Linked DNA regions of Homo sapiens: region 2 is linked to region 1. A link is a loop called in an ENCODE intact Hi-C map of the cell type or tissue named here. Cell type or tissue: mammary epithelial cell. All regions are shown on one strand. Each heading gives the region's core, and the rest is flanking DNA. Links, peaks and the distances in the headings are about the cores only. Region 1 has its middle 120 kb from the start of MIR4689. Region 2 overlaps NPHP4 (nephrocystin 4).

Region 1 (10,914 bases), core at 3,150-8,149:
TACAAAGACTCTATTTCCAAATAAGGTCACATTTGGGTGCTGGGGGTGAGGACTTCAACATCTTTTGGGGGACACAATTCACCCATAACATCTTTCTAGAAGGAGCGCTTGTCCCCAGCAGGAAAATGACGGCAAGCATTTCCGGGCTGAACTGTTTCCCAGTGGTGCTTGTGCGGGGCGTTCTGCCAGCCGCGCTTTCTCATGGACTGCTGTTGCTTTCCTACAGACAGAGGAGGGGTCCTTCTCAGAGGGAAGAGGGCTGGGAGGCAGAACGCAGAGTGCAGAAGCAGGTGTCGGAACACTGCCGTGAGCTCAGGTTGCAAAGCCAGAGGGCCTGGGTTCAAACCCCAGCTCTGCCGCCTACTTGCTGTGTAACTCTGGAAAAGTGACTTAACCTCTGAGCCCCTCCCTCCCTCAATCTGTGAAAGAAGGGCTTTCTGAGGTTACAGGGGAAGATGCAGGCAATTCCCAGCATGTGCCTGACCCTCCCCAGGCTCCAGACACTGGGTCCCTGGGGCTGTTGTGTTCAGCGTTATCCTCAGTGTCCCTGCGGCCCATGCTGTCCCAGCTAATTGCACCCCATGGCACCCTGGGCTCCGCCGGGAGCAAGACTCCTTTAGCGAGGGGTTTGGGATCTCAGTCTGGGCTGCCCTTTTTCTGAGGGGGCCTCAGCTGTCACAGGCCCAGCATTGGGAGACAGAGCCCAGAGTGGGGGCAGAGCCACGAGGGTCACGTCAGAAACCAGGGGCAGGGACTGCCACAACCACTGTTGGGCCCTGGTGGGGTGGGGGTCTCTCTTGTTTGCTTCAAGACATAAAGGAGAAGAGTCCCAGTCTCCAGGGGCAGGTGGGGGCATGGGATTCCGCCACAGCCCCCTCCCTCCACAGGAAGGAAGGAAGTGCCGCCTTAGCCACAGGACAGGGCTCCATGGGGACGAGGGGAGACTCTGGGGAGGGGGAGGCAAGGAAGTCTGCAATGCAGAGAGACAGACAGGCAGAGAGACAGACAGACAGACAGACAGACAGACAAACAGAAGATGGAGTTCCAGGCAGGCCAGGCCCAGGTCTCAACACATGAGCCTCTCTGGGGCCAGCTGGTGAACAAGAGCTGGGGCCCTCTAGGCACAGAGCGGGGACTGGAGGGAGATCCTGGAATGCAGAGGCCACGATAGCTGGGATGCACTGCTGGAGGAAAATTTTAACCTGGACCTGGGGGTAGCCACACCCCAGACAGTGAAGGGCTGTCTCCAGAGGCCAGGACTGAGCAGCGGTCAGCCGCAGGCTGCGGGTGGGTGCAGAGATGCCGCCAGTGCTGGCCCCATCTGACCCCTACTGCCCATCCCAAACTGGGCCCTCTCCTGTGTGTCTCTGTCTCTATCTATGTCTCTTTCTCTCTTTCTCGTTGTTTCTATCTCTAGCTGTGTCTCCCTCTGTTTCTGTATCTGTATCTCTCTATCTGTTTCTCTCTGTCTATGTCTCTGTCTCTACCTTACAGTCTCTATGTCTGTTTGTCTCTATCTCTTTTTCCATCTCTCTCTCTTTCTCTGTGTCTCTGTCTCTGTGTCTCTCCATCTCTGTCTGTCTCTGTCTCTTCCTCTGTCTGTCTCTGCATCTCTCTGTCTCTCCCTCTGTGTTTGTCTCATATCTCTCTGTCTCTGTTTCTCTGTGTCTGTTTTTCTCTGTATCTATCTCTCCAGAGACATACACACAGAGGGAGAGATAGAGTCTCTCATCTCTGTGTTTCTCTGTGTCTCTCTGTATCTCTCTGTCTCTCTGTGTATCTCTCTCTGTCTCTCTGTATCTCCCTGTGTCTCTCTCTGTTTCTGTCTCTGTCTGTCTCTCTGTCTGCCTCTTTGTCTCTCTGTCTCTGTCTCTCTGTGTCTCCCCATCTCTTTCTGTTTCTGTGTCTGTCTCTCTGTGTCTCCTTGTTTCTCTGTCTGTCTCTGTCTCTTTGTGTCTCTCCATCTCTCTCTGTCTGTCTGTCTCTCTGTCTCCCATCTCTTTGTCTCTCCACGTACTGAGAGCGGCACTGCCCTCTCTCTGGGGTTGTTGCCCTACCCTTTCTGTGGGTCGTTGCTCTCCTCATCTCTTCCTCTTCTCTTCACTGTGCATCTCCTCCAGGGCCAGGAGCCCCTGGAAGGCAGGGATCTAGTCTGTGCTATTCATGGCTCCCTCTGACGCATGCACCTGGCATACCACAGGTGCTCAATAAATGCCCATGGAGTGTTGTTAGGTGCCCAGCTGCCGTACCTTGGGCTGAGTGACTGAGCCATGAGGCTGTGCCCTGAGGGGCCGGCACATTGATGGGCTGTGTGGGGTCCACTCCTTCCTCCCGTGGATTCGGGAGCTTTTGGGCCTGTGACGTCCCCACCCACGTGGTGTTTGTGCTCGGCTTGATGGACATTGGTTGCTGTGGCAGGGGCCCAGGACACCATGGGAGGGAGGGACTGGCCCCTGGCACCCTGTCCCAATCCTGGTGCATTGGCAGCTCCGTGTTCCTGCTGGCGGCCCCCGCCTTCCCTCCTGGCAGTGCCCATCCCAGGTCCAGAGACGTCTCCCAGTAATTGGTTTTGCTGGAGGACAGCCCCAGCCTGCAGGACTGGGAGTACCCGAGGCCCTTCTCCCAGGCAAAGGCCAGAGACGCTGGGCTGAGGAGGGTCTGAGTTTGCACCATGGGGCAGTTGCTCCTGAAGGTGCAGGGCTGGGCAGTTGTTTGAATTCCCAGTGGCGATCATGTTCTCATCTGTAAGAAAGGGCCAATATGAACCCCAGTGCTGCCGGCTCACGTGGGCTTCATGGAGGATGAAGTGAGGTGGCTGCAGCCCTCCGTGAACCGCAGCTATTATCTCTGTCCACACTGCAGTTGTGAGTCTTGCTGGGGCTGGGCGAGGGCACTGCTGGAGCCAGAGAGGACAATGTCCATTGCTCAAGAACATGGATCTTGCCCAGGCCCCTCTCTGCAGGCATCAGACAGAATCGACGGCCCTGCGGATCAGCCCAGGACTCCACGGACAGACTCCCAGAGGCTCCCACTTGGTCTTCTGCCCATGGGAGTCATTCATCCACCTCGAGGGGCGAACGGTCCTCGGGTTCAGGTTCTGAGCTCCTTAGTGCTGTGCTGTTGGGGACTTTCTGGCCACATAGGGGACTTTGCTGCATTTGGAAGACTTGCCACTTGGGGACTAGCATGTGAGCCCAGGGCCAACTGCACGCTCCCTTGTCTTCAGCGTGCACAGGGAGCTCTCCCCAGCACGAGTGATTCTGGCCCTGGCCCTTGGCTCTCCAGGACACTGTAGCCTCTCGCTCAGTATTCCGGGGTCCTGTGAACACTGTCTGGCCTCTCTAGGTCCCCAGGGGTTCACAGGCCTCACCCGCTGAGCACGCATCACCTGGAGGGGAAAGGGGGGCCCTGAATGGACACCGAGCAGGAAGGGAGTAACTGTTGAGCGCTGTGCTAGGCGCTGTGCTGAGCACTTGATGTCACACAGCCCCGCTTCGTTCCCCAACAGCCCTGCCAGGGAAGAGCTGCTACCGAGCCCATTTTACATGTGGGGAAAGGGAGGCCAGAGGTAAGGAACCTGCCCAAAGTGGTACGACTTGTAGACAGCAGGGCTAGGTTTACTCCAGGCTCTTCTGACTCCAACGCCCATTTGCTTCCCTCCTCCCTCTCCCTTTCTCCCTCCCTTCCTTTCTCCCTCCTGCCTCCCTCCCCTTTCCCTTCTCCCTCCTCCCTCCCTCCTCCCTCCCTCCATTCCTCCCTCCCTTCCTCCCTCTTTCTCCTTTCTCTCTCCCTCCCTCCTTCCTTCCCTCCCTCCCTCCTCCCTTTCTCCCTCCCTTCCTTTCTCCCTCCTCCATCTCCTTCTTCCTCCTCTCTTTCTCCCTCTCTCTCCCTCTCCTTCCTCCCTCTCCTCCTCCCTCCCTCTCCTCCCTCCCTCTCTTCCTCCCTCCCTCTGCTCCTCCCTTCCTCTCCTCCTCCCTCCCTCCCTTTTGTCCTCTTTCCCTCCTACCGTTCTTCCTCCCTCCCTTTCTGCCCTCCTCCCTCCTCCCCCCTCCTTCCTCCCTTCCTGCTGTCAGTCTATTGCACAGCCTTCTCTGCACTTGCTTGGAGAAGAGGCTCTGCCTTGGCACTTCCAGGCCTGCATAGGGGCTTGAAGCTTTCTGAGCCCCAGAGCCTTTGGTTCTTCTTTCTCTGTGCCCCCTGGATTGCACACAGGCCAGTGAGAGGGGACAGGCTGTGTCAGGTTACCTGACTTCTCTGTTAGGGATGTGAGAAGGGGCAGAGGGAGCCCTTGGTCCCCATCCAATTCACTGGGTCACTGAGTGCTGCTTCCTAAAGGCAGGCCCGTGGCAGAGGTGGCCCTGGCTCCTCACATCTGGGTAAGGGAGTGGCCTCCTCAGATGTCTCTGGTCTCCTCAGAGTTCCCTGCTGATGTTACCCCATGTGGTCTTAGAACCCTGTGGAAGATCATGGCCCATGGCTTCCTCCAGCAGGGGCCTTGGCCCCACACTGGAACTACTCAGCCCCAGCACCAGGTGGGCAGCGTGGTCCTGCTGAGCCCTGCACAGATCCACCCCGAGCTCCTCTGCTGGCTCAGGTCTGGGCTGCCGCTCAGGGAGGCAGAGGAGCAAGCCGGCTGCTGCACCTGGTGTGCTCCTGACCGGCAGCTTGGCAGGTGCGGTCCTCACCCCGCTTCTGTGCTCTGACTTTCCCGGGAAGGCGGGTCACAGTGCACACCGCTGCCTCACCATTTCAACTGTTAGTCCCCTTATTTGGAATGACAGTGACTTGCATATTTGAGGAGCTCAAGAGGGGGAAGTTTAATAAGATGCCAACAGAGTAAATGCCAGTTGCTTAAAAAAAAAGGCAATTTAAATTGTTTAGTGGATACACGTTTGGGAAGCCTGGGAAGCCTGGGAAGCCCACTTGCTGCTGCCGTCGTGGTGGGGTCTGCTCCGTGCCTGTCCAATGGCTGCTGATCAGCGGCTGCAGGCTGTTTGCTCCCAGAAATCATGCAACAGACAAAGCCGGAGGTCCTGGCACTTGGTGCGATGTTGGCTCCCCGGGGAGCCACGCTCAGACAGCACCGGCACAGACGTCATGATTGAGACCAGGGCTCAGGGTCCAGGGTCCAAGGTCCAGGTGCTGCCATCAGTGGCCTGGGGGCTGTGAATGGGATGGCAGAGCCCTTCCAGGTCTAGGACCTGGCCAGGGACCCAGTCCAGGTCAGCGTCCCTTGTCTGCAGTGCCGATTGGCTGGGCTCTGGGCAGGACAGTCCTCATTCACTTGCTTGTCGTTGGTGGCAGGACTGTCATGGCCAGAGGATCCCTGGTGCTAACTGGCCTCCCCTGTCAGCTGCTGCCTGAGCAGAAAAGGGAGCAACTACAGGGCAGCCTTTCCCGGAGCCCCCTCTTCCCTTCTGAGCGCCTGCAAAAGGTGCTGGGTGCTGGCCACGCTGCCCTGCCTGCCTGGCTCTGGCCCCCCCCAGAACCCTTCGCAGGGGCTCTCCCAAGCATGGGGAGCTCCTGGACCAGCGCCCTCCTCCTTAGGGTCTGGGAGTTAAGTCCACGTCTTGGTGCCATGCCCCATGGCTGCCACCAGGGGTCAGCAGGCCCATGGCGGGTTGCAGGGTGGATGCTGTGGCCGGAGGAGCGGCAGGGACGGGAGTTCTGAGGGGTAAAGCTGGCAGCAACCTGGACGCAGGCATTGGCTGGTGTCTTGGAGGTCAACCCTGGCCAGGCCCTCTGGCTGGCTGAGCTGTGGTCTTTAGCCACTGGGGGCATAGGGGGTGTCAGCTGCCTTGGAAGAGCTACAGGGGTCCCAGTTGCTGACGCTGGTGCCTTCTGGGGGACCCCAGGCAAAGCTCAGTGCTCATGACCGTCATGACCAAGGTGGCGTTCGGAGTCATTCCAAGCAGTCTTTAAATCCTGTGTGGCCTTGGGCCACTTCCTTTACCTCTCTGAGCCTCAGAGAACTTTCCATCTGCAAAATGGGAGAAATGATCAAAGGGCTGTTGGAAGGATCCAACGAAATAACACATGCAAAGAACTTAGCACAGGCTGGCGTGACACGGTCACGCAATAAACCGTACAATTGTCATTACTGTCATCAATAGAGTTTTCAGGGGGATCGTCCTGTCTGTCATCGTCTTCTCCAGGATGCTCCTGCTGGTTTTTAATGTTTCTAATCTCCTGTTGATTATTCTTGGGGTTTCAGCCAAATAAGTACTGCCAATTAAAGCTCTTGCTGTAGCTCCGGGTGGGGTTGCCATGGCAACGGGAGCAGAGCTTTCACTTCTTCCTTGGAATACACACACACGTGTGTGAGTCTTTTTGTGGGTTTCTGCCCGTGTGTCTAGCTGTTACCAGAACTCCCTGCCGCGGAGCCGGAGGTGGCAGGTGGGAAGAGAGAGGGAGGAAAGTGGGGCATGGGGTGGCATGTGGGGGCCCCTCCTCCTGCACGGAGCCCCCTTCAGCCTGGGAAGCCTTTGCCTGGGATGCTGCAGCCAGCGTTATGAGGGAACGAACGTGGGTTTCCCCGTGCAAACTTGCTCTGCCCCCGCAATGGCCTCAGGGGCCCTGTCCAGCCTGGTTGGCAGGATGAGGCTGTGCTGGGTGACGGACAGCCCTGCCTGAGTCTTCAGAGCGTCACAGATGTGTGTGTGCCTGTGTGTTGTCTCTGTGTGTATCTGTGTGTGTGTCTCTCTGTGTTCCTGTGTGTCTGTCTGTGTGTCTGTATGTCTTTTTCTGTGTATCTGTGTATGTGTCGTGCTTGTGTGTGTCTGTGTGTATTTCTGTGTGTGTCTGTGTGTTTGTGTGTATCTGTGTCGCTTTCTCAGTTTGTGTGTCTTTTCCTGTGTGTGTCTGTGTGTCTCTTTGTGTGTACGTGTGTGTGTCTCTGTGCCAGTGACTCTGTATCTGTGAGCGTGCGTGTGTGTTGGGGGCTTGAGTTGGTCATCAAAGCTGAATCTCAGACAGGCTACAGGATTCTAAACTCAGCTCAGGCCTGGGGTTAATTGAGGTCCAGGGAGGGGCTGAGCTGGAAGCAGAGCTGGGGGCTCACTCTGACCTCTGGCTTCTCTGAATTCCAGATGCAGTCAGCATCAGGCCTACCCCCGTGTCAGCACTGGGAGCTCCTGGAAGGAGGGCCGGCTCTTGGATGTGGGGATTGGCTGGGACTTTTTTCAGTTGAAAGGGTCAAAGTAGCGTGAGTAAAATTAAATAAATACATGGAAGAAAGAAAGAGAGAAAGGAAGGAAGGGAGGGAGGAAGGAAGGAAGGGAGGGAGGGAAGAAGGAAGGGAGGGAGGGAGGAAGGGAGGGAGGGAGGGAGGAAGGGAGGGAGGGAGGGAAGAAGGAAGGGAGGGAGGGAGGGAAGAAGGAAGGGAGGGAGGGAGGAAGGGAGGGAGGGAGGAAGGGAGGGAGGGAGGGAAGAAGGAAGGGAGGGAGGGAAGAAGGAAGGGAGGGAGGGAGGAAGGGAGGGAGGGAGGGAAGAATAAAGAAAGAAAAAGAAAGAAAAAAAGAACACCCCCCCAGGTGCACATGGAGACTCTGCGCTGGGGCCCAGTTACCCAGGGTCGAGGCCCAGCCAGCTTCACTCAGAGCTGGATCTGGGCTCTGTGAGCGTGGCAGGCCCGACTTTCTCCAGAAAAGTGTTTGGAGCCCTGTGGCTGGGCTGGAGCTGGATGTCTTCTGTAAAGGGGCAGAGCTTCTTGCTGGTAGTGTGGACACAGCAGATCTCATGGAAGGGTGGGACCAGCCTTGCTGGGGTCCAGCACCCAGGCCTGGGCCACCTCAGGGCTTGGGGACGGTGGTCGTTGGCTGGGTCCAGGTCTCCTTTCCCCAGGGCTAGGGTGGGTAGCAAAAATGGATGCACAGTGCCTAGGACCACATGGGCAGGGAGACGGGGAGGCTGCCCCAGGACCCTGCATCCACACCTGGGGGACGGGCTTGCCTTTGCTGCTAGGCGAGGAATGCCTCCCTGAACAGAGCTTCATGTTCTGCACCCGTGATGTGATCCGCAATGTGCAGGGGCTGACGAAGGGGCTGTCGGCTGGGCTCTCTGTGAGCCTGTGATCTCCTCACCACCCCTGCACCTCTGCACTGAGGGGAGGCAGCAAGAGAGGGGAGCTCATCTGGAGGAGTCAGTGCCAGCTTTGAGAAGCCTCAGCCCCTTCTAGACACCTGGCTCCTCAAGCCCCCTCCATGGGGAGGGGATGAGCAGGTCCTGTCCTTCCCAGGAAGCAGTGTCCTTGGATTTGGAGGGCAGGAGCCTTGGAGGGAGGTGCCAGCCTGCCTTGAGTTGGCTGAGGAGGGGGCAGCCCCTCCAGGGGTCATGCGATGGGCTAGGCAGAGCATAGCTTCCAACTGCTATAGCCAGACTTGCTTGGAAATGCCGCGGGTGCTGAGGGCTCTGAGGGGCCACAGGCAGCCCACGTGGCCAGTGGTCCCTCCCTCTCAGTTGTGATTCCACGTTCAGGGACTGTGTCTTCTTCGCTGCTGACGTCACAGAGCCAGCCCGGCTGGGTGGTTGGTGAAGGCCAGGAGCCTGGCTGATGGGGCCGTGGTGGGCATCCTGCTGTGAGCGGGGACGTCAGGGCTGCACAGCCAGGGGCGCTGGGAAAGGGACCCTGACATCTCTCAAGAGGGGAGAGGGGTCCTCAGCGGCTGGTGGTTGTGGCCAGTTTACACCTTGCTGAAGATAAGCCACCTAGATGTGACTGAGGGACTGAGGTGGCGCTGTGGGGAGAAGGGGACTGGGTCACTGCTCCTGCACTCGGGGAAGTCACACTACCCAGCACACATGTTGTTTCCTGAAGACACATGCCTGTCTTGCCCGGCAAGAGACTATGACTGTAATAATTAAAGAAAGAGGAGAGAAACACGAAGGGTGGCTGTACAGTCAACAGGGACAGGTTTATTTTAAACAAACCTGAGAGGGGCGGCTGGCTGAGTTAGGTCAGAGCGCACTCTTTTATGGACTGAGAGTTTTTAAGGATTTAGGGTGGGAGAGTTTATTAGAAGCTTGGACTGCTTTTGTGTTTTTTTGCTGTGCTTATTTGAGAGGGAGAGTTGTGTGTGTGTTTCCATTATTTAATTCTTACAATGACCTCACCCATTATGAGGCTCCCCCTGTGCCAGGCAGCGCATGGAGCTCCTCACATTATCCTCATGGAGGCCCTGTGGGCAGGTGTGAGGCGCCCAGCAGACAGGTGAGGCGCCAGGCATACATAACTTGTCCAAAGTCCCACGTCGTGGGTGACGGGAGCCGTAACCACTGTTTTCAAGGAGCTCCTCCTCCTCCCTGGGGCCCAAACAGCACCGGGCACATCAGGAAGTGGGTGGTAGGGTGGGGCGGGGGCCTGGGTTGGCCCCATGGGCTCATCCCTCTTCCCTGGACTAGGGACCTGCAGCAGGGGTGAGGTCTCTTGAGGGACTCCAAAGCCTGAGGTGCAGCTTCCAGCTCAGCTTGTTCCTCCGTCAGGGCCAGGTGGGAAGGTGAGGAGTGGGCTCAGGGCAGACAGGTATGTGCAGGGGCATGCTGTCTGCCTCATCCAGGAAACCAAAGGGACAGAGATGGGGTGACTCTTGAGGTTCTCCAAGGTGTCCATGAGCCAGAAGCACCCCCCTGCCCAGGCAAGAGGTGGGCACATCAGTGGGGCCCACACTGCTGTGGACGGAGCCAGAGATATTCTGAGGGGCATTGACCCCACTGCCCCTGCTGCCCACTTCCCCCAGTCCCCAGTCAATCCTCCTATGACCTCATCAGGCCCTGCACAGCTCAGAGCAGCAGTTGAAGTTGATCCTGGGCACCTGTGCAAGCCCACCTGAGCTCCCAGGCTTATGTGAGGCATGGGCTCATCTGGGGAAGGGGCTGGTTGCTCATCACCAAAGGAGCGCAGAACCAGAGAGCCCTTCCCCTGGCCTGGCAGGAAGCCGGTGAGGAGGCGGATGGTTTTGCCAGAACTCCCCAACTTCCTCCTCACCTCAGGAATGGAGGATTGTGCCTGGGCATGCATGGTGTGTGCTGGCATGTGTGCGTGTGCATTTGTATGTGTGCATATGTGTGCTGACATGCACGTGTGTGTGGAAGTACATTTGTACATGCATGTGTGCACACGTGTGTACGTATGTGTATGTGTGCACATGTGTGCATACACATGAATACACATGTATGCATATGTACATTAATGTGTGTGTGTGCACATGTGTATGTAGTACATTTGTGAGACAAGGGCTGGGCGCTGTGCCTCTGGACCCTCACCTGGCTCCAGGTGGAGCTGGGCAGCGTCCTTGGGAAGAGCTCCTGCCTTCTGAAGCCCCAGGAAGGGAGTCAGGACTGAATTTGTGCTGGGTGGCAGTGGCGGTTCCCAAATCTGCCTCTTTATAAGGATCAGCTGGGGAACTTGTTACAATTATGCCATCCTTGGCTGCATCTCCAACCTCTCTTCGGTGGGGCCTAAGATGCTGTAGTCAACGAGCTTCCCCCAGGCAGTGCTGACGTTCAGTGCTCAGCCCGAGGAACCCACTGCGGAGCCCCCAGGGCGCCACAGCCCCTGCTTGTTGACCGCGGTTGTTTCTCTGCCTTCCTCTTATCTTGGGTTTCCTTGATAAACCACGTATTTCTCAATACCTGATAAGTTTTCAAGCTGTTTATTGCGTCGTTGTTTAGATAAAACAGGTAGAACATTTTGGGTTTCTTTTATTTGTGGGAGGAGGCCTTGGCTTTTAACCCTCCGCGGTCTGTTTCGAAGACCAGTGCTCTTGGAATATTTTCTTTTACATTTTGGAAATTTACATGAAGCTTCCTCATGATGATTCTTTGGCTTTGAAAGTGATGAGTTTTGTTTTCTGAATGAACCAGGGATTCACTGAATCAAGAGGTTTGACAAGCAGGATGAGATGTGGGTCCCGGGAA
Region 2 (10,914 bases), core at 3,572-8,571, 170 kb before region 1:
GTGACGTTGCAACAGGAGCTTATTATCCTAAAATTCTGGAGGTCAGAAGTCCAAAGTGGGTCCTATAGTCTTAAATCGAGGGCTCAGCGGGGCTGTGCTCCTTCTGGAGGCTCCAGGGGAAAATCCATTTCCTCTCCTTTTCCAGCTGCTAGAGGCCACCTGCGTCCCTTGGCTCCTTCTTCCATCTTCAAAGGCAGCCATGTAGCACTTTCCAGTTGTCACTGAACTCTGACCCTCCTGCCTCCCTGCCTTTCACTTACAAAGACTATTGTGAGTACATTGGGCCCACCTGGATAATCCAGGGTCATCCCCCCATCTCAGGGTCAGCTGATGAGCACCTTAGTCCCTTGGCATTGAACATATGTATAGGTTCTGGGGTTAGGACGTGGGTATCTCTGGGGTGGCAGCAGTTACTCCGCTTACCGCAAGGAGTAGCAGTCAGTAAATGGTGTGGCGTGATCCCTTGCCCACATGGAAAATATAAAATTCAGTCCTAGCTTCATGTCATGTACAATAATAAATTCCAGATGGCCTAAAAACCAAAACTTCAGAAATGTTAGAATTAGAAGATCAGAAAGAGGAAAGATTATAGAAAGAAGTCCTCCAAATCAATAAGAAATAGACAGCAGGAAAGAAAAATGGACAGTGCTCAGCAGTTGCTGGGCGATCGCTAACGCTGTCGTCATATGAAGAGGGAATTTATAGAGAAGAAACCAGAATAACCAATAACCATAAACAAATGAAAACATGCTCAGTATTACTGGTAATCAGAGAAATGAAAATAAAATGACAAACCGTTTTATTCCCCTCATATTGGAGGAATCCAGATGTCTAATAGTGCAAAAGTTCCTGAGGATGTGGATAAAGCAGAACTCTTACCACCGTGGGAAGAATGGGATGTGTGCAGCCGCTTTGAAGAGTGATTTTGTAATATTTAGTTAATATCCTACAACTCAGAAGTGCCATTTCCAGACGACTGTTAGAGAGAACAACCGGTTCATGTGTATAAGGAGACATGGGCGGGCTCAGCATCACAGCAGCTGCTGGTTTCCCAGTCAGGGAATGGATAAACTGACTTACTTGGACAGTGAAATGCTGTGTGTCGGTTAAATGAATGAAATAGATCTATGCGTATCAGGTGGATAAACCTTCACAAAGGCATGTTGAATGAACACAAGTTCTGAAAGGAAATGAACAATGTGGTAGCATTTAAGTAACTTTCAAAACAATTGCATGTATTGCTTATGAATGCATACTTATTGAATATTAGAGCAGTTACTTAATGTCTGTGTCCCTGTTTCCTCAGCTGTAAAATGGGATGGATTAAATACTTAAAGTATGAAAAACAAACTTGAGAAATCTTAGAAAAAGACATTGGAGAATATTTTTATGGCCTTTGGGTTAGGAAGGCCTTCTTAAGCAAGATAGACAAAGCATAAACCAAAGAGACGATTGAGAAATAAGATTATATTAAAATATAAAACTTCTGTGTGAGAAAAGACTCTGTAAACAAAGTTAGAAGACAGACCTCAGGCTGAAAGATATTTGCAATACATATGACCATTAAAAATTAATGAAGGAAGTAAGATGAGAAGATTAGAAAGAAGGATTACAGAAAGACCTCCTCCAAATCAATAAGAAGCAGATAAACAACAGAAAAGAAAAATGGGCAAAGGATAGCCAAGGATTGGGGGGAGGATGAAATGAGTAAAGATATGTCCAGGTGCTCGGGGCTGCCTGGCGTGGAGCAGATGCCCAGCGATTGTCGGGCGATCATTAACGTTGTCCCCATGCCACTGCCATTGTGGTTCTTCTGGTTGGCAGCGTTGAGGGAAGCGACCACATGTACGTACCCCTTCAACTACTGGTTCAATTAACACGGGGCCGCCAGGGCAGGAGCAGCTGGAGCACATCTCTACGGAGCTCCTCTGGACCCCAGAGTCTTTGATGGGTGAAAACAGCTAACCCCGGCTGGGCGCAGTGGCTCATGCCTATAATCCCAGCATGTTGGGAGGCTGAGGTGGGAGGATGGCTTGAAGCCAAGAGTTCGAGATCAGCCTGGGTAACATAGCAAGGCCCTGACTCTACAAAAAACTTAAGGCCGGGCGCGGTGGCTCATGCCTGTAATCCCAGCACTTTGGGAGGTTCAGGCGGGCATATCATGAGGTTCAGGAGATTGAGACCATCCTGGCTAACATGGTGAAACCCTATCTCTACTAAAAATACAAAAAATCAGCTGGCGTGGTGGCACGCGCCTGTAGTCCCAGCTACTCGGGAGGCTGGGGCAAGAGATCTCTTGAACCTGGGAGTCAGAGGTTGCAGTGAGCCGAGATTGCACCACTGCACTCCAGCCTGGACGATAGAGTGAGACTCTGTCTCTAGATAGATAGGTAGATAGATAGATAAGTAAATAAATGCATGCAGTAGCTGGGTGTGGTAGCATGTGCCTGTAGTCTCAGCTACTTGGGAGGCTGAGGCAGGAGAATTGCTTGAACCCAGGAATTCGAGGCTGCAGTGAACTATGATCACGTCACTGTACTCTAGCCTGGGCATCAGAGCCAGACTTTGCCTCTAAAAAAAAAAACAAAAAAAACCCACAAACAAACAAACACAGCTGGCCCTGACTGCATCCACGAAAGTAGGTTCCGGGTGGGCCCAGAAAGCTCAGTGTTGGCTATGCCTCTACCATTTTATCTTAGCCATTCTGCAAACACTTTAGGGCATGCTGACTCAGATGGGGCTTGTTCAGGTGGTCCTCCTTTTCTCCTACCCACTCTCCATTCAGCAAAGACTTGCGGAGAGTCTGTGATGTGCCAGGCACTTGGTTAGGCTCCTGTCCCAGTGGAGCTTTAAAAACAGACAATAAACAAACTACCAAATACGTGAGGTAGCAAGAAGAATCACGTGCCATCTGCTCTGGGATGTTAGTGAGGGTAGCTGCATGTGGGGACAGGGCACTGTGGGAACACCCTGTACCTTCTGCTCAGTACTGCTGAGAACCTAAAAAACTGTTCAAAAAAAGTATTAAAAAAGAGAGAATGACTTGTGGGGAGTTTTACAGTTATGTCCATCTTGATGTGATTAACTTGTATTTGGGATTTCTGTTTCTACAATTGAGGCCCAATTATAGAAGAGGTCAGCAAACTTTTTCTGTAAAGGCCAAATAGTAAGTATTTTAGGATTTGTGGGCAAGATGGTCTCTGTCACAGCTACTCATCTCCGCTGGTATATATAGGCGATACGTTAATGAATGGACGTGGCTGTGTTCTAATGAGACTTTGTTGATACGCACAGATTGTTAGCTGAATCGACCTGTGGACCATAGTTTGCAGACCCCTGATCTGCAGCTTTCTCTTATGTCATAATCCAGAGGAAGCTGCCCATTTTTTTCTGGGCTTTAAAATAGTTTAAACAAAAGGCAAGACCTGTTTCTTGAAGGTCTGATAAAACTTCTCTGTGAAACCACTGAAGGGATTTTTGACAACCAATTACATTTCTTTTCATGGTTATTGGTCTATTTATGTTTTCCACTTCATCTTGTGTTAACTTTTGGGATACACATCCTCTAAAAAAAATGGCCAATTTCCTCTAGTTTACAAGGATGCTGTGATAAAGTTTGTAACTAATTTAAACATTCAGTATGCGCCTGTGATTAGATTCCTTCCTTCGCTTTCTATCTTGGGAGGACTCTTCCTTTTTCGGTCAGGCTTATGAGAGGTTTGTATATTTCATTAGTCTCTTCAAAGAATCAGCTGTTACTTTTACTTACTGGTTCTCTTGTTTTTAAGTTATTAATTTTTTCTTTAATCTTAATTTAATTCTATATTTTATCTTTATTCATCCTCTTTGAAAAGCAGAATTCTTAGCTTATTTGCTCATCGTGTTTAATAATAAAATCATTTAAGATTCTGCAATTTTCTTCCAAGTACATCTTTTACCCCATTTCATAGGTTTTGATTTGGAATGTTATTTCCTACATTGTTGAGTTCCATTTTTATTTCCTTTTTACCTACAACTTGAAAATGTCTTTAAATATTCCCACATTTAAAAAGGCATATATTAAACTTTCCTTGCCCTCTCTTATGGAAACCTGTACTTATCTGTAAAGCCCTGCCTAAGGGTCTTGTCCATGGCAGAGCTTTGTTTTCAGCATCCCACAGCCCTTTGCAGACACCACCTTTTATTTTATATCCTTGTGTGTTGTCTGATTCCTTCCTTCCCTGCTACTGTTCTTAGAGGGTATTAGTCGAATTTGCTATGGTAACAAATAATCTCCAGATCTCGGTAGCTTAAAATAAAAAGGTTTATTTCTCACTCTCGCTGCGTGCGCATTGCAGTTGGTGGTGGCTCTGCTCGTCCTGGTCCCAGAGGGTGTTCGCCATCTTGAATATTGCTGGGTTGCGCCAGTAGGAAGGGGAGGCCTTGGGGAGGATCTTGTACCATCAGTTACGGCTCTGGCCCAGAAATGGCACACGTCACTTCTCCCCCTCCCGGGTTAGAAGTAGCCACGTGGCCTCCCAAGTCACAAGGGGACTGGGGACTGACTCATCGTATGCCTGGAAGGTAAAGAGGTGCAGATAGTTGGTGCATTTATTTGCTCCACACTGAAGAGTCTTATCATTGAAGCAGCTCACGGTGGGGACTGTTTCATTCATCTGTACATTGCCTGATGAGTCCTGGCCCACAGTAAAACATTCAGTACATATTTGTAGAGTGAATGAATTAATCAAAACCCTTTTGTATACAAGGGATAGAAACCTGACTCAAAATAGCTTCAACAAGAGAGAATGTATTGGCTCATGTGTCAGAAAAGCCTAGAGGTAGAGCTGATGTTAGGCATGGCTGGATCCCGGCACTCAAAGGATGCCATTAAGACTCCATCTGTTCGTCTCTCTCCCTCATGCCCCTACCCCCTCCCCTCCCCTTTAAGCTCTCCTTTCTTCAGTGTTGGCTTCTTTCCGGGTAGAGTTTCTCCACATGGTGAGCCCAGGAGCTCCCAGGTAATCCTGGGCTTAGGAATCCCAACAGAAAGGCCCTGATTGACTCAGTTGTTCCAGTGGGAGTCCTCCTGTCTTTACTGTGTAACACCTGATGGGGATGGGGGTGGGGACAGTTGGCCTTGGTCACACACCCTTCTTGGTGTGGGGGTTGGGGCCACCCCTGACTGTATGGTTAAGGGCTGGGAGGGTGATTCCCTAAAGGAAAACCACCAGAAGAGAGTACGGATTCAGGGTCGGTGAAGTTGACAGATAGTGGCTGCCTCTGGGTTGGGGCTCCTGGTCTCCCGATCCCAGTCCAGGGTCTTTCCCTGCCACTGCCGCTTTGGCTGCACTCTTGCATTCCAGCTTTGCCCAGCTATTCTTGCATTTTGCCGTCAGTGAATGCATAGACTTGAGTAGTTCCTGTGACTCTTTCTTTTGTTTGAGAAGGACGAAGACAGGTAAGAAGCAGCCTGTCCTCCTTCTAGAAGCCTGCTGTGCTTTTAGTAGAGATGGGGTTTCGCCATGTTGGCCAGGCTGCTCTTGAACTCCTGACCTCAGGTGATCCGCCCACCTTGGCCCCAGAATGCTGGGATTACAGGCATGAGCCACTGCACCCGGCCTAGCTTGACTTCTTAAGATGCAGAGCTGTGGGGAACCATGCTTTGAGTTCCTCACCAGAAGATTTACTGTCATATCCTTGGCAGAGAGGAGTGTGCCTTGGTTACTGGAAGGACCAGGAGTTGAACGGTGGTGCAAATGAGCTGTAGCAGCATAATCTACTTCTCAGTCACTGTTTGGGGACCAGCAAATCTACATGGATGGACCCTGATTTCACTGAGTTTATTTAATTTGGATTTATGGCTGCATTCATGTCACATTAAATGATTACCTTCAGCCCAGGTTCCAAGCATTGGAAGACATTGCCTCTCAAAACCCAATGTAAGAGACTTTTAAATACCCACTAGTGTTTAACTTATGATGGAAACTTTTCATACTTCAGTATTTCACCAACTTATATGGTTCCTTTGGAGATCTTAATGATATGCGGCTGTCACTTTAAGTGAGGTACTTTGGCTCTCGGTTATGAATAATCCTTTTTATTTTCTCTGTAACATTGCAAGGGAGCAAAGTTTCATTCATCACTTACCACAGAAGAGTGTGCATTGAGCCGCTAGAGGGCACTCAGTCTTTATTTTTTTGTAACTTGGAATTTCCCTGACCTATATTTTGCTTTTGAATGTTCCTCTGGTGGTGTCAGAATTTTGGTTTGTTTGCTTAATAGATTTGAAAACAGCCATGTAGAAGGGGTCATTGCAAACATGTAATTGTGGTGTTTCCCAGGACACGTGGAGTTAGATTCCTGCCCCGTGGTGCCTGCTGTGCTGCTAGCTGGTCTGGAACATCCTCTCCGACAGACAGCAGCTCCCTTGTCCTGGGTGAGGGTGGTTCAGTCAATCACATGGTGGTGGGGGAGAGTCTAAGGCCATGGAGCAGCTTTTTGGCCACCCTCCAACCACGGAATGGAAGTTCGTGTGCAGGTGGTAAGGGTGCATTTTGCTGGAGAATTAGTGGGACAGTGGGTCAGAGCAAGGCTTTGACAAGGGAGGTGACACTTCTGAAACTGACCCTGGAGGTGACCCCAGCTCAGGGCTCTGGCAAGTCACGGAACTCCCCACTCGGCTTGGGCCTGCTGAACCAGCTCCTGTTCTGGGCTGCCTGCGATCTGGACTCCTGCAGTCCTGGGCTGCCTGGGATCTGGACTCCTGCAGCACAGAGTCCTGTGCTCACTCATCATCCAGTTGCCCCTTGATCTCTGCTTAGGTTTTGTTCATTTTCCCATTCCTGTTTTCAAACTCTTAGGAACAATGACTTTTTACCTACAAATAGTTAGGAATAAAGGCCTTTCAAGTGGGTTTGCCATGTGAATTCTTAGTGTCTAGAGTACCACTAGATACTGACTCATCCTTTATTTTCACGGCCTGATGAAAGGAAGCTACTTTTTGCAACCCTTCTTCAAACCCCAGAGACTGCATCTTTACTAGCGATGGTCCTTCCTTTCCCCTGCCTTTTGGGGCCATCTGTTTACCCCTGTTTGTAACAGGGCCACAGTCTACCCCCAAGGCCCAAGGCCCAAGGCCCAAGGCCTGGCCCGTCCCTGCCTTCCACCAGCTGCCATGAGTTGCTAAGCAACAGCCTCTGCGTGCTGCCCCCTCTCCCTCCTCCCTCAGGACTTCTCTCTCCCACGGAATTGCTGACCCCATAGGTAAATGCAGGCAGCTTTGCTCAGCTGGGCAGTTGCTCAGCGAAATGAGCATTTTCCTCTGTTAGGACCCCTCATCCAGCCCTCTGCTGACCCCTGTTTGCTCAGTGGCAGGCTGGCAGCACAGCTAGGCCCAGGAGGACAGGTGCGTTTCAGGGTGCGGGGGGGAGGTCTACCTGGCACCTGCTGGGGCAGTCGGGCCACAGGGGACTGGTGCTGTGGGGACCGCATTCACGACCCCGTTCACATTTCCAGAAAGGACACGTTGGCCTCCATGCATGTGTCCTGATGTTGAGAGGCCCCTGCTCCCTTCAGCCTAGGAAGACATCTCAATGAAGACCACAGCCCCGTCCTCCACTGAGCTGTTTCCTTATCTTCATTTCTTTCTGTGGTCCTGTCATAGCGCAGGCATCTGATAAAATGTTTGTTGGAAAATGAATCTATGGACGTGGGAAAGTAAAGGTGGTGAAAACATGTCCTTCCTTTCCCCTTGCTTCTATTTTCACTTTTTAATTGGCAATGCGCATGCATATTGAAAAGTTATGTGGCTTGAGGCGACAGATAGCTGCTCAGTGAAACCCTAGGTCAGGACATGGACACCGCAGCCTGGCAGTGCCGGGACTCCCTTGTGTAGTCAGTACTTTTTATTTTTTTGAGAGAAGATCTCACTCTGTTGTCCAGGCTGGAGTGCAATGGCGTAGTCACGGCTCACTGTGGCTTCCACCTTCCAGGCCCAAGTGATCTTCCCACTTCTGCCTCCCATGTAGCTGGGACCACAGGTGCATGCCACCACACCAGGCCTTTTTTTTTTTTTTTTTTTTTTTTTTTTTGTATAGATAAGATTTTGCCATGTTGCCCAGGCTAATCTCGAACTTCTGGACTCAAAACAGTCCTCCTGCCTTGGCCTCCCAAAGTGCTGGGATTATAGGCATGAGCTACCATGTCCAGCTGGTAGTCAGTACTTTTAATCTGTCTGGTGAGGTGACGCTGGAAGTGAGAGAGGGTTGTTGGTGGGGAGGCCGCCTCCTGCCCCAGCCCTATCCCTGTTCATGTCCTGGCCCGCGTGCGTGATGAAGAAGCGAAGCCCAGTGTACTTACTTTGCGGGGAGCTGCGTGCCTGGCGGCCATGGGGTTGGCTGGAGAGCTCCTTCCTCTGTTCTGGGCTGTGATGTTAGTGGTATTATTACTCTGGGTAACAATGTTCTTTTCTGTTCTCTGCGTTATGTATAGAATGATCTCCTTCGGGGTGGAGGAAGGAGGAATTCTGGGGAATATTGTCCCTGTGAGTATATTTGAGCATTATTTGTTCACTGTACAACTTCTGCAGTTCAACTCACCCACAGTGCTGAGAGCCATGGGCTTGAGGGCATGCCTGTCTCTCTTGCGTGTGGAATGTGTGTGGGTTGCATCCTCTTGCAGGGCCCCCTCCAGGCGAGTGCAGAGGCAGTGTGAAGACGTTGGCAGTGACCAGGTGGGATGCGTGGCCTCCCGGGGTTGGGATCAGAGTGCAGGCCCTGCCTTGCCTCCTGAGGCCTGTGCTGTAGTTGAGTGCAGGGCTTTTGAGTTTCTTGAAGCTAAATTGACAGAAAAGTAGACATTTGAGATTTTGTTGACTGTGGTTTTCAGCAAGTGGAGACTGATTGGAGAGTGATAGAGCGTCAGGGAAAAGGAATCTTCAGAGAGGTGGAGAAACCTGCCGTGGTGGGAAGTCTAAGTTTTTCTTTGTCTCTAGCAATCCATGTGGACCATTTCTGGATCACAGTTGGTTCTGGTGTCCTGGGAAACCAGTGACTTAGTCTCTTCCTGCTCTTCTCAGATCTGGCTCTGGGCCAGAGGTGTGTGCTGGCAACCCCATCTCAGGGCCCCGCTGGCCACGAGCTTCTTGGAGCAGCCGTGGAAGAGCTGAGTCTCTGTGCTTTTTTTTTTTTTTTTTTTTGAGATGGAGTCTCACTCTTTTTGCCCAGGTTGGAGTGCAGTGGCGCGATCTCTGCTCATTGCAACCTCCGCCTCCTGGGTTCAAGCAATTCTTCTGCCTCAGCCTCCCGAGTAGCTAGGATTACAGGCGCGTGCCACCATGTCTGGCTAATTTTTGTATTTTTAGTAGAGACGGGGCTTCACCACGTTGGCCAGGCTCTGTGCTCTTCTTCTTAACGCCAGGTTATTTCCCTGAAACCAGGGTCCTGTGGTGGCTCAGCCAGACGCTGATTCCCCTCCCAGTGAGGGAGCCCAGGCCTCTGCCGCAGGGGTGAGAACGGAGGGGCTCCGTGTTGGGAGAGGCACCTGGTCATGCTGCTTGCCGTGGAGGTCTCAGCTTTCCATTCTGTGCTGACTGTGTTACTACTTCAGGCTCCATCAGGGACCTACAGGTGTGTCTTATAATGACTGTTAAACTAACATTTAATTTACTTTAAGTTTTATGGGCAATGTAGGAATACGCGTTTCCTAGCATGTCTCATGGGTGTGGTTACCACGAGTTTGCCAGCACACCCGTATACACTGTGGGTTTCTTTCATTTTTCTTTTTTCTTTTTTCTTTTTTTTTTTTTTTTTTGAGACGGAGTCTCACTGTGTTGCCCAGGCTGGAGTGCAGTGGCGCGATCTCGGCTCACCGAAAGCTCCGCCTCCCGGGTTCACGCCATTCTCCTGCCTCAGCCTCCTGAGTAGCTGGGACTACAGGTGCCCACCACCATACCCGGCTAATTTTTTGTATTTTTAGTAGAGATGGGGTTTCACCGTGTTAGCCAGGATGGTCTCGATCTCCTGACCTTGTGATCCACCCGCCTCGGCCTCCCAAAGTGCTGGGATTACAGGCGTGAGCCACCGTGCCCGGCCTATCGTCACTTTTTAACTTGCCGCGGCTGCCTTCCCAGTTCTGCACACACCGGCTGGTCTCCTCCCATCCCATTGCTCCCCTGCCCCACGCAGGATCTGCCGGGTTCTGCTGAGGTAGCTTCCATTTGCAGGAGCACCAGGATTGTGTCTAATGTTTTGCTGTTGTCGCAGCGCTGCCCCAGACAGCCTTGTGCTCGTCTGTCTGCTCACCGCAGCTGCTCCTACCTGTGTCCTGTGCACACGCATGCTGCTCCCGGTTCAGTTGCTGGCCCAGGTGCTTGTCAGCCAAGTCCTGTTATGTGGCGGAAGTCAGGCTTCCCAGACTCCACCGTGGTTTTTGGAAGACTCCTGGGGCCTGGAGTACAGCGGGTGCTCCCTGGCGGCCGCGCTGTCCTCTGGGCAGGACTATGAGTATAGTTTGGGAAGCACCTTAACCCATAACCACATCGAACATTAAAACAAAGAGATTCGAAACTGAGTTATTTCGTGGCCTTGGTGTGTCTCTTCCTGCTCTGCTTCACCGGTTGGATCTGAGTTTTGGGCCCTGGGGGTCTGGGCTTCCCACCAGGTATCTTTTTAAATGGCCACCTTTAATGGCCTTTTTAAATGGCCTTGTAGGTAGGTTTACTCTCTTGGAAGAAAAAATTGCATAAGTCATGATATAAAGAGTTACTTGAAAAAACTTTCCACACTGTATGCAAATTTGAGACGATGGGGAAATAAAATGCATGCGAGAAGTTCAGATGTGCTTGGAAGGTTTAACTTTTCATCCAGCTTTTCCTCCCCAAGAGGACGCACACAGGCACGGAGGGCTGGCCCCCGAGTGCCCGCTGTCTCTGCT

Evidence for each region. A loop is a pair of places that touch in the nucleus more often than their neighbours do. Peaks named below come from ENCODE experiments on the same cell type or tissue, not always from the same donor. Only the 100,000 strongest peaks of a DNase experiment are listed, where the experiment ranks them.
Region 2: it touches region 1 in a loop (25-fold over the local background); 5 of 110 quality-filtered maps call a loop at or near these places.

Annotation. Positions count from the first base shown.
Region 1 is chr1:5,740,666-5,751,579 of GRCh38, reverse strand. No RefSeq gene overlaps it. Among named protein-coding and RNA genes, the nearest start is that of MIR4689, 120 kb to the left of the region's middle. RefSeq lists enhancers at 4,986-5,782, 8,445-9,029, 9,831-10,331, 10,332-10,832. In mammary epithelial cell, for the core only: a CTCF peak has its summit at 5,593 (motif pointing right); no DNase peak of the experiment used is centred there.
Region 2 is chr1:5,911,416-5,922,329 of GRCh38, reverse strand. All of the region lies in intron 11 of NPHP4 (nephrocystin 4), which reads left to right. Among named protein-coding and RNA genes, the nearest start is that of MIR4689, 54 kb to the right of the region's middle. RefSeq lists an enhancer at 1,936-2,436. In mammary epithelial cell, for the core only: a CTCF peak has its summit at 6,138 (motif pointing right); a DNase peak (open chromatin) is centred at 6,159.